Regions from separate parts of the Homo sapiens genome. Here region 1 is linked to region 2. A link is an interaction called in ENCODE POLR2A ChIA-PET data of the cell type or tissue named here. Cell type or tissue: PC-9. All regions are shown on one strand. Each heading gives the region's core, and the rest is flanking DNA. Links, peaks and the distances in the headings are about the cores only.

Evidence for each region. Peaks named below come from ENCODE experiments on the same cell type or tissue, not always from the same donor. Only the 100,000 strongest peaks of a DNase experiment are listed, where the experiment ranks them.
Region 1: POLR2A ChIA-PET joins it to region 2 with 7 read pairs; 6 of 35 experiments call an interaction of 5 or more read pairs at or near these places.

What each region holds. Positions count from the first base shown.
Region 1 is chr9:134,500,910-134,505,284 of GRCh38, forward strand. The region is part of intron 1 of LOC100506532 (a long non-coding RNA gene); the gene reads left to right. Among named protein-coding and RNA genes, the nearest start is that of MIR4669, 120 kb to the left of the region's middle. In PC-9, for the core only: no CTCF peak of the experiment used is centred there; a DNase peak (open chromatin) is centred at 2,072; H3K27me3 peaks cover 918 bases.
Region 2 is chr9:134,655,103-134,659,477 of GRCh38, forward strand. All of the region lies in intron 1 of COL5A1 (collagen type V alpha 1 chain), which reads left to right. Among named protein-coding and RNA genes, the nearest start is that of COL5A1-AS1, 4.4 kb to the left of the region's middle. RefSeq lists enhancers at 1-557, 558-1,421, 2,478-3,285. In PC-9, for the core only: a CTCF peak has its summit at 1,372; no DNase peak of the experiment used is centred there.

The sequences.
Region 1 (4,375 bases), core at 230-4,229, 150 kb before region 2:
GCCACCATTTTCATACACCCAGCGAGTCACTAAAATATGCATTCCCAGCCTTTATAAATTTAATGATTCCTGGTGCCCTGCCAGGAGAAATCCTAGGTGTCCTGGTTTTAGGGATGAACCACGCGGTCACCCCAGCTGGGGGCGAGCAGAGGGACGGCTCCTCCTCCCCTGTTATTTGTCTTTGGGCCTTTGCCCCTCCCCTTGACCCTTTGCTCCTCTCTCCTCGTGCCCATCCCTAGACTGTCAGCTCCACGGGAAGAGGCCCCGCAGCCAGGACCTGCCAGCCCAGAGCCCGCTCACCGTGAGCGGTTGAATGAATCAACGCACGCAGGGACAAACCTGTGGGCGCGAATGCTCAGCCTCAGGAAACCTGTGCGCGGAAATGCTCAGCCTCGGGAAACCTGTGCGCGCGAAAGCTCAGCCTCGGGAAACCTGTGCGCGGAAATGCTCAGCCTCGGGAAACCTGTGCGCGGAAATGCTCAGCCTCGGGAAACCTGTGTGCGCGAAAGCTCAGCCTCGGGAAACCTGTGCGCGGAAATGCTCAGCCTCGGGGCTCTGGCTGCCCACTTGGCCTGGGACCTTCCTGCTCCCCTGGACCCCCCTGGTCTGCCCATCCTCCTCTGTCCCGACTCAGCTCAAATGCGCCTTCTGGGGATCCCCCTGGCCCACCCAGGCCAGGCGGCCAGGCAGGGCATGGGCTCCAGAACTCTTAGCGTGGTTTTCAATCACAGTCGGGCTAAGTGTATCAGGGCTGCGTGCAGGGCTCGGAGCGGGGGGAGTGTGTCCCTAGCGAAGGGCTCTTCTCCCACCCGCCCCTCACCCCTGCTGAGTCTCCCTCCCTACCCCTGTGGGGCAACTTGGGTGGGCCCGTGGGTCCTGGGGGCACTTCGGAGGTGTCAGGGCAGGCTTGTGGGGGTATCTAGGAGTCTAGTCCAACCTAAATCACAACTCCCCCTCTGCAGCTTCAGCCTTCAGCCCTCTTCTTCCTGCCGAGGCGAGGGGGCTGCTGGGAGGTTTTGGTCCTGCAGACTCGAGAGTCGCTGGGAGGAGAGGAAAGTATGTCGGCCCCAGGTCCCGGGCTCTGCTCCTGCGCTCTGGCCTCCGGTTTCTCTGGGCGTAGGAGAGGAGGGCAGGTGAGAGGAAGGGCGGGGCTGGGGGCTGCCCATGCTTCTCTCCCGCTGCTAGCAGTCTCCTTAGGAGGACCGCTCTGTGCGTGGGGTGGAGGTGGGGGTGTCTGTGACTTCTTCCCCAACCTGCCCCCAGGACTGCCCCACCCTCCACCCTCGAGCTGGGGGTCCCGATACTCCCGTCACATCCGTTCCCGTCACAACCTCTCTCTAGCTTCTCTTTGCAGGGCTGCCCTTGTGAGTGGGGTCCTTGAAGACCCTGGGGGTGGGGGGACAAGCCATGTGGCTGGGAACCGCCATGGGCCTCTGGGCACAGAGCTCCTCCCTGTACCTACAGCCGGCAGCCCCCCAACCCCAGCTTCTCCCTTTCTGCCTCCCCCTGCCTCCCTGCTGCCTCTCCACTGCCTCAACGGCGGCCCTGCACCCTCTTTCCTCCTGCAGGGAGCAGACTCGGGCCCTCTCTCTGCACCCAGATGCAGTGGGGCCGGTGGAGGGGTGAGCTTAGGTCGTGGGGGACAGGGGGCCTGGTGGCTCCAGCTGGCCATGTAGCCCACTCTGAGTCCTGTTCGCTCACTGGAGGATGGGAGTGACAGCCGGGCCCGGCCCCTGGTGGAGTCTGAGTGCCAGCTGTGGCCCACAGGGCTTGGTGAAGGGGCCTTGGGGTGAGAGGTGGGTACAGCGAGAGGCCGCCAGGCCGTGTCCTCGCCCTCCTGCCCTCTGCCTTCGTTCTCTGTCTCATGTGGGGGTGTCCATGGACGAGCCCCCTTCCAGGACGGGCCAGGAGGACCGTGAGCAGCGGGGCCACGTGGCTGGGGAGCAGGCTTGGTGCCTCTCTGTCGCTCAGGCCAGGAGCTCTCCCTGGATCCTGCTGCTGTTGCCTGCAGCTGGGCCTGAGCCAGGGAGGCCATCCTGGGGCCCAGGGGCAGGCTTGAGGTGGGGACGTGGCATCCGCAGCCCTGGCTGGCCTTGTCTGTGGGAGGCCTAGCCAGGGCTGAGTCATCAGGAGCTGGGAGCTGAGCAGACCAGGCCCAGCTGTCTGGAGAGTCTGGGCTTATCCCTGCGTTGTGACGAAATCACGGCGCAGAAGCCCGGGAGGGGGCTGCACTCGCAGTGGAAAAGCTGTCGTGGGCAGCAGGCTGGGCACTGAGGGGTGAGACCCTGGCCGCCCCCATGTCCAACCCACGCTGCCTGTCTTAGGGTGGCCCACCACGCTCACTTGCCCGGGACTGAGGGGCTTCCCAGGACTCAAGCCTTTCAGCTCTAGGGGTGGTAGAGTTTTGGGCAAAGCAAGACAGTTGTCACCCTAGTGGGGGCTGCATGGCTGGAGAACATTCGCTGGGGAACTCTTGATACAATGGCCTGGCGTGAGGAAATTGAGGCTCACAGCAATTAAGACACAGGCCCAGGGTCCTGAAGCTCCTAGGACAAGCGCCTGGAGTTTTTGGAGTGTGGCCTGGCGCTGTTCCTGCTGACAGCCACAGTGGTCTGGGGTGGCAATGGTGGCACAAGGCAATGAGCTCCACCCTCTCCACAATTAGTGGTGCTCCTTCCTGCTCAGCTGGAGGCAGCTTCCAGAATGCTCTGCTCTAGCACCCAGCCTGCATTCCAGATTTGGTGGGCTCTGTGGCAACTGGGCCAGACCAGGGTGTTTAGAGCCCCTCATCCTTCAGGTCTACTGGCACCCCATTCCTCTACACTGAGCAGCCAACGCCCAGCCTCACATCCTGGTCCTTTTCACACCCAGACACGTCTGTCGGCCCCTTTCCCCTATGCCTTCAGACAGGCACTGGTCCAACCTACCAGCTCATGCCAAGGAACCAGCTTCCTTCAACTGCCTTCCCTGCCTTGGTTTCCCATCACTGCAAGTGGGGAGAGGTACCTTTCACACTAGACTCTGTGAAGTTGCCATTCTCCAGACCTCACCAGCCAGTGCCCTGGGCTCCCCCCATGCCCACCCACAATTGCTGGGAGCCTCAGCCCAGGCCTCACCCTGGCTGATCTGATGTGCTAGGAAGGGCAGCCGGGCACCCTGTCTGTATTCCCTGCCGAACCTTGGGCTGGGTCTCTCCTGCTCCTCCTATCGGGGGCAGAGGTTAATGAGCACAAGCTCTAGAGTCAGGTAGTCTCGGGTTCAAATCCTGCCTCTGCTGTCCGCACATCAGTACAGCAGGAATACCACTGACTCCCTGCTGGGGAAATCCAGCAGCATCGGCCACTCACTGGCCGCCAGCACCAGAGTGCCCGTGGCGCATCAGGCATGGCTGGTTCCTCACTCATGTGGCCTCCAGATAGCTGCAGGGAGATGGGGTCATTATCTTTATCTTCTCCATTTACACATGAGGAAACTGAGGGCCAGGGAAGGGAGGTGAAGGCCAAGTTCCCCCAACTGGTGAGAAGGACCTTGTCTCCAGGTCTGTGAAAGGGGAAAGTTGTAACTGCCACTCAGGACTGGAGAAATGATGCTGCCTTCCCTCCAGGTGTGCCTCCCACGCCCCCCGGAAGCAATCGTATCTGCCCTTCCCTGCAGAGATTGCCACTGATTTGTTTTTTGTGATGACTGTTTTTTTTTTTTTTGGAGACACAGTCTCACTCTGTCACCCAGGCTGGAGTTCAGTGGCACGATCTTGGCTCACTGCAACCTCTGCCTCCTTGGTTCAAGCGATTCTCCTGCCTCAGCCTTTCAAGTAGCTGGGATTACAGGCACCCACCACCATGCCCGGCTAATTTTTGAATTTTTAGTAGAGATGGATTTTGCCATGTTGGCCAGGCTGGTCTTGAACTCTTGACCTCAGGTGATCTGCCTACCTTGGCCTACCAAAGTGTTGGGATGACAGGCGTGAGCCACCACGCCCAGCCAGTTTTGTTTTTTGTTGTGGTCCTCATTCCTAAATGATTTCATTTTTCCAATTTGTGATGCACATAAATGCAATCATGCATTTTAAAAAATTCTGTCCTGGGTCACAGTCCTTGTGCCACCTCTCTCACTGTAGCTTGTGCCTCAGCCAGAGGCAACCTCATTCAAGATGCTATGTTGGCAAATGAGATGCTCTTTGAGCCCTTGGAGGGCATAGGTGGCCAGGCTGTGTGGATGGGTGGGTGCGGGTCTCCTGTGTGTCCGGGCTGTGTGGATGGGTGGATGCGGGTCCCCTGTGTGTCCGGGCTGTGTGGATGGGTGGGTGCGGGTCCCCTGTGTGTCCGGGCTGTGTGGATGGGGGGGGTGCAGGTCCCCTGTGTGGCCCGGCTGTGTG
Region 2 (4,375 bases), core at 161-4,160:
GTAGGGCTGGGGGTGTGTAGGGCTGGTGTGTGTAGGGCTGGAGGTGTGTAGGGCTGGTGTGTGTATAAGGCAGGGGTTTGTAGGGCTGGGGTTGTGTTGGGCCGGGCGTCTGTAGGGCTGGTTTATCCGAATGCACTGGGTGGCCTTGGGCTTTAGGGCCTGCACTTTTCTGTTTTGTGCATCGATGTGGGAGGCAGGGTGAGTCCCCACCCGAGGGAGGCGGAGGTGGAGCTCAGAGAAGCACAGAGCCCCGGGAGGCCCCCAGCCGGGAGGGTGGAGGGCGGCTGTGTCCCATACCTTTAGCCTCTCAGCTGGGCTGTGCAGCGTCCTCATGAGCCTGAGCTCAGTGCTGCTAAGGCAGTTCGTAGCACCTTCCTGTGCCTCAGTTTCCCCATCTGTCAAGTGGGCATGAGAATAATACCTGTCTCACAGGCATGCTGAGAGGACTCAGGATTCACATGTGTAAACTGCTAGGACCACCACAGCTGGCTATGGTCATTACTATTACTGTGTGTCCCAGGCATGCCATTGGTTCAGAGGTCACAGGTGGCCCCCATGAGGTGACTTGCAGGAGTCTGCTGAGCCCATGGAATTGAGCTGGGCTTGTGAAAGTGCCACAGGAGACAGGAATGTGTGACCAGGCTGGACTCAGCCCGAAGGCTGTGGGTGAGGACCCAGAGGGTGCCATGGGTGCTGTGCCCACCAGGCTGTCCTATGGCACGTGGGCTTGTCAGAGCCTCTGGCACCTGCAGCAGGGCTCCCCTGTCCTGCCCTCCTTGAATGTCCTGGCACAGAGGGCTGGTACCAAGACAGCAGCTGCACTGCCATTTTGCAGAGGGTTGGAGTTCTCTGGGTCTGTAACCCTGGCCCGGAGTTGCCTGGTGTTTTCTGGGATTGACTGGAAGCAAAGGAGGGTGGGCAGGTCCAGCTTCCTGCAGGGTGGGGCTTTGCAGGGCTCACCACCGGATGCCAGAGGATGCCGGAGCTTGGAGCCTGGGACCCTCACAGTGGACAGGTGCAGGAGCCCCGGGGCCCCACCTTGCAGCTTCAGATTGAGGGTCTGAGGTGGAGCCTGGGGCCTGCGGCTCCTCGTCCTGCCCGCCCAGTGCAGCGGCAGTGACCAGTTGAGGGTACTTTGGGAAACTCTGAGCAGAGGAGGGTGGGGGCCTGTGCCTCCCTCCAGCCCTCTGTCCTTCTGCAGAGCCTGTCCCTATCACCAGCTCACAGTCACCTCTTGGACTTTTGCAAAGAGAGCTCAGGGGATGAGGAGGGAAGCAGTGATTCTCAGGGACACCGGGAGCTTCGGAGGCCGAGAGAGCAGGTTTGAACTCCTGGCTGTGGGATCTCCAACATGTTACTTAACCTCTCTGATCTGAGGCAGCTTATCTGCATATCAGAGGCAATAGCACCACCTACCTGGACTGGCAGCTGTGAGGATCTAAGGAAGCAATACTGGTGTGGATGCAAAGCCCTAGGTGTGCCCGGTGTGCAGGACATCGTCCCGTGCAGTGCAAGCACCAGGTGCACTCGTGGTATTGATAACGATGCCTGCTGCTTTTATTGGGATGGTCGCAGATGGTATCATATAATTCTTATTAGAGATGGCTGTTATTTTACATGGCTGTTAATACGGAGGTTGGGAGGCAGTAATTGTAACTTTTATAAAGTGTGAAAGAAGGACTAAAGCTGCTGTTTGCAGCTTCAGGCCCAGCCAGGGACCTCAGAGGATGCTAAATGGTTGGCACAAAAGGGCCAGAGGTTCCAATTGGCAGGGCAAGGGGTGTACATTATAGATAATATGGGGGACGGGGCAGGGGGTGCACTTTATAGATAATATGGGGGGGTGAGACAGGGGGTGCAGTTTATAGATAATATGGGGGACGGGGCAGGGGGTGCACTTTATAGATAATATGGGGGGGTGAGACAGGGGGTGCAGTTTATAGATAATATGGGGGGTGGGGCAGGGGGTGTAGTTAATAGATAATATGGGGGTCAGGGCGGGGGTGCAGTTTATAGATAATATGGGGGCAGGGTAGGGGGTGTAGTTTATAGATAATATGGGGGTTGGGGCAGGGGGTGCAGTTTATAGATAATATGGGGGCAGGGTAGGGGGTGTAGTTTATAGATAATATAGGGGTCGGGGCAGGGGGTGCAATTTATAGATAATACAGGGGTGGGGTAGAGGGGTGCAGTTTATAGATAATATGGGGGTGGGGTGTAGGTGTAGTTTATAGATAATATGGGGGCTGGGGTAGGGGGTGAAGTTTATAGATAATATGGGGGTGGGGTGGGGGTGTAGTTTATAGATAATATGGGGGTGGGGTGGGGGTGTAGTTTATAGATAATATGGGGGTGGGGTGTAGGTGTAGTTTATAGATAATATGGGGGTGGGGTGGGAGTGTAGTTTATAGATAATATGGGGGTGGGGTGGGGGTGTAGTTTATAGATAATATGGGGGTGGTGTAGGGGGTGTAGTTTATAGATAATATGGAGGGTGGGTTGGGGGTGTAGTTTATAGATAATATGGGGGGTGGGGTAGGGGGTGCAGTTTATAGATAATATGGGGGGTGAGGGCTGTGGAACCTTCCTCTGTATTCAGTTCCCAGGAGCTTCTCCAGATGAGTTTCCTTTGCCCGGGGGTGCCAGGCCTGACGGGGAAGGGCAGGGGGTGGGACAGGACCTGCCTGGACTCCTGGAGAGGACTCTGATGTCTTCTGGGGAGGGGGCACAGAGTCAGTGGCCTGGCTTATGGCCTGGGGGCCGTTTGGCAGATGAATAAGCTCAGACTTAGAAGGTGTGGGTTCCTGGTGTCACAGGCTGGTGAGGAGTGGGGAGACCAGGCCTGGGAGTCCTGGCCTGTCGGGTGGGCTTCACTGACGAGGGATGGGCCGGGCACGGAGATGCTGCTGGCTATGGCGGACTGCACTCGGAGTCCTGTCGCTGGGGAAAGCAACCCTGCCCGTCTCTTGCCACCGTCAGGGGACGGTGTTCAAAACTGGGTCTTTTCTCAGCCTCAGTGGGCTGGAGGGGTCCCAGGCTTTCTAATGCAGGGGCTTTCTGCCCAGGGCAGGCTCTGAGGACCAATGTTCACCCTACAACCGTGGTGGTGGGCAGCTCGCCCCTCTGTGAGCAGGCAGCACCCACGCTGGGAGGTTCTGGACCCCGGCCTCCGCAGCCCATAGGTTTCACCATTACCCTGAAAATCTCCTTGCTCACCAGTGATAAAGGAAAGCAGCTCCGAAGTGCAGACACCCGCTCCCTCTTTCTTTCCTTTTCTGGCTGCCCGGGTCTCCAGTTCTGCTGGGACAGCCCTGGGAGGGGCAGCCCAAGCCAAGCCTGCATGTGCCCCCGCCCCTGCACGTCCCCCCGCCCCTGCTGGGCCTGTCCTTGCACGCCCTGGGCCCCTTCACATGCATACGCTCCCACCTCCCCTTCCTGCAGCTAGGGCCTGGCCGATTACAAACAGCTGCCTAGCCCTCAAGCAGGATTTGCAGGCCCCGGAGAGGGGCTATAGTCCGAGGGCAGTGTGGGCCTAAAGGCATGTCGGGGGTCTTAATGGAAGCCGACGCCCCTCTTGTACCCTGCCCGGCTTCTGTCCCCTGGAGGGTGGCGGGGGGTGGGGCAGGCACCCTGTGGTTGTGCGGAGAGCAGCTGGGAGGCTCTGGCTCCAGGCCTGGAGGGGAGGGGCTGCTGGGCTCCAGGTGGGCTCTGGGGTCCTGGCCCTCTTCAAGGTCTCTCCGGAGCCCGGAAACTGAAATGTCAGTTAAGGTAGAAATTCACATGAGACATACGAGGGAGGGGTTCGCTGAGACTTTTCTCTGCAGGTGAAGAGTAGGACTCTCTGGGACTTGTCTTCTTCTGACCTGACCCCAAGTGCCTTCACACTGTGTTTTATCCCGATGGCCTCTGTGTAAGGCAGGAGGTGTCATCCCATTTTACAGGTGAGAAGCAGGCTCAGAGGCCCTGCAGCTAGGAAGTGGCAGAGTTAGGCCTTTAAAATAGCCTTTGAGGCCGGGTGTGGTGGCTCAGGCCTGTAATCCCAGCACTTTGGGAGGCTGAAGCGGGTGGATCACAAGGTCAGGAATTTGAGACTGGCCAATATGGTGAAACCCTGTCTCTACTAAAAATACAAAAAACTTAGCCGGGCGTGATGGTGCATGCCTGTAATCCCAGCTACTTGGGAGGCTGAGGCAGGAGAATTGCTTGAACCTGGGCGGCAGAGGTTGCAGTGAGCCGAGATGGCGCCATTGCACTCTAGCCTGAGCGACAGAGACTCCATCTCAAAACAATAATAATAATCATAATCATAAAAAAGCCTTTGAGTTGTGGGCATTTGATTCTGTCCAGCTGCTTGGGAACATGCCTGATATGAGTC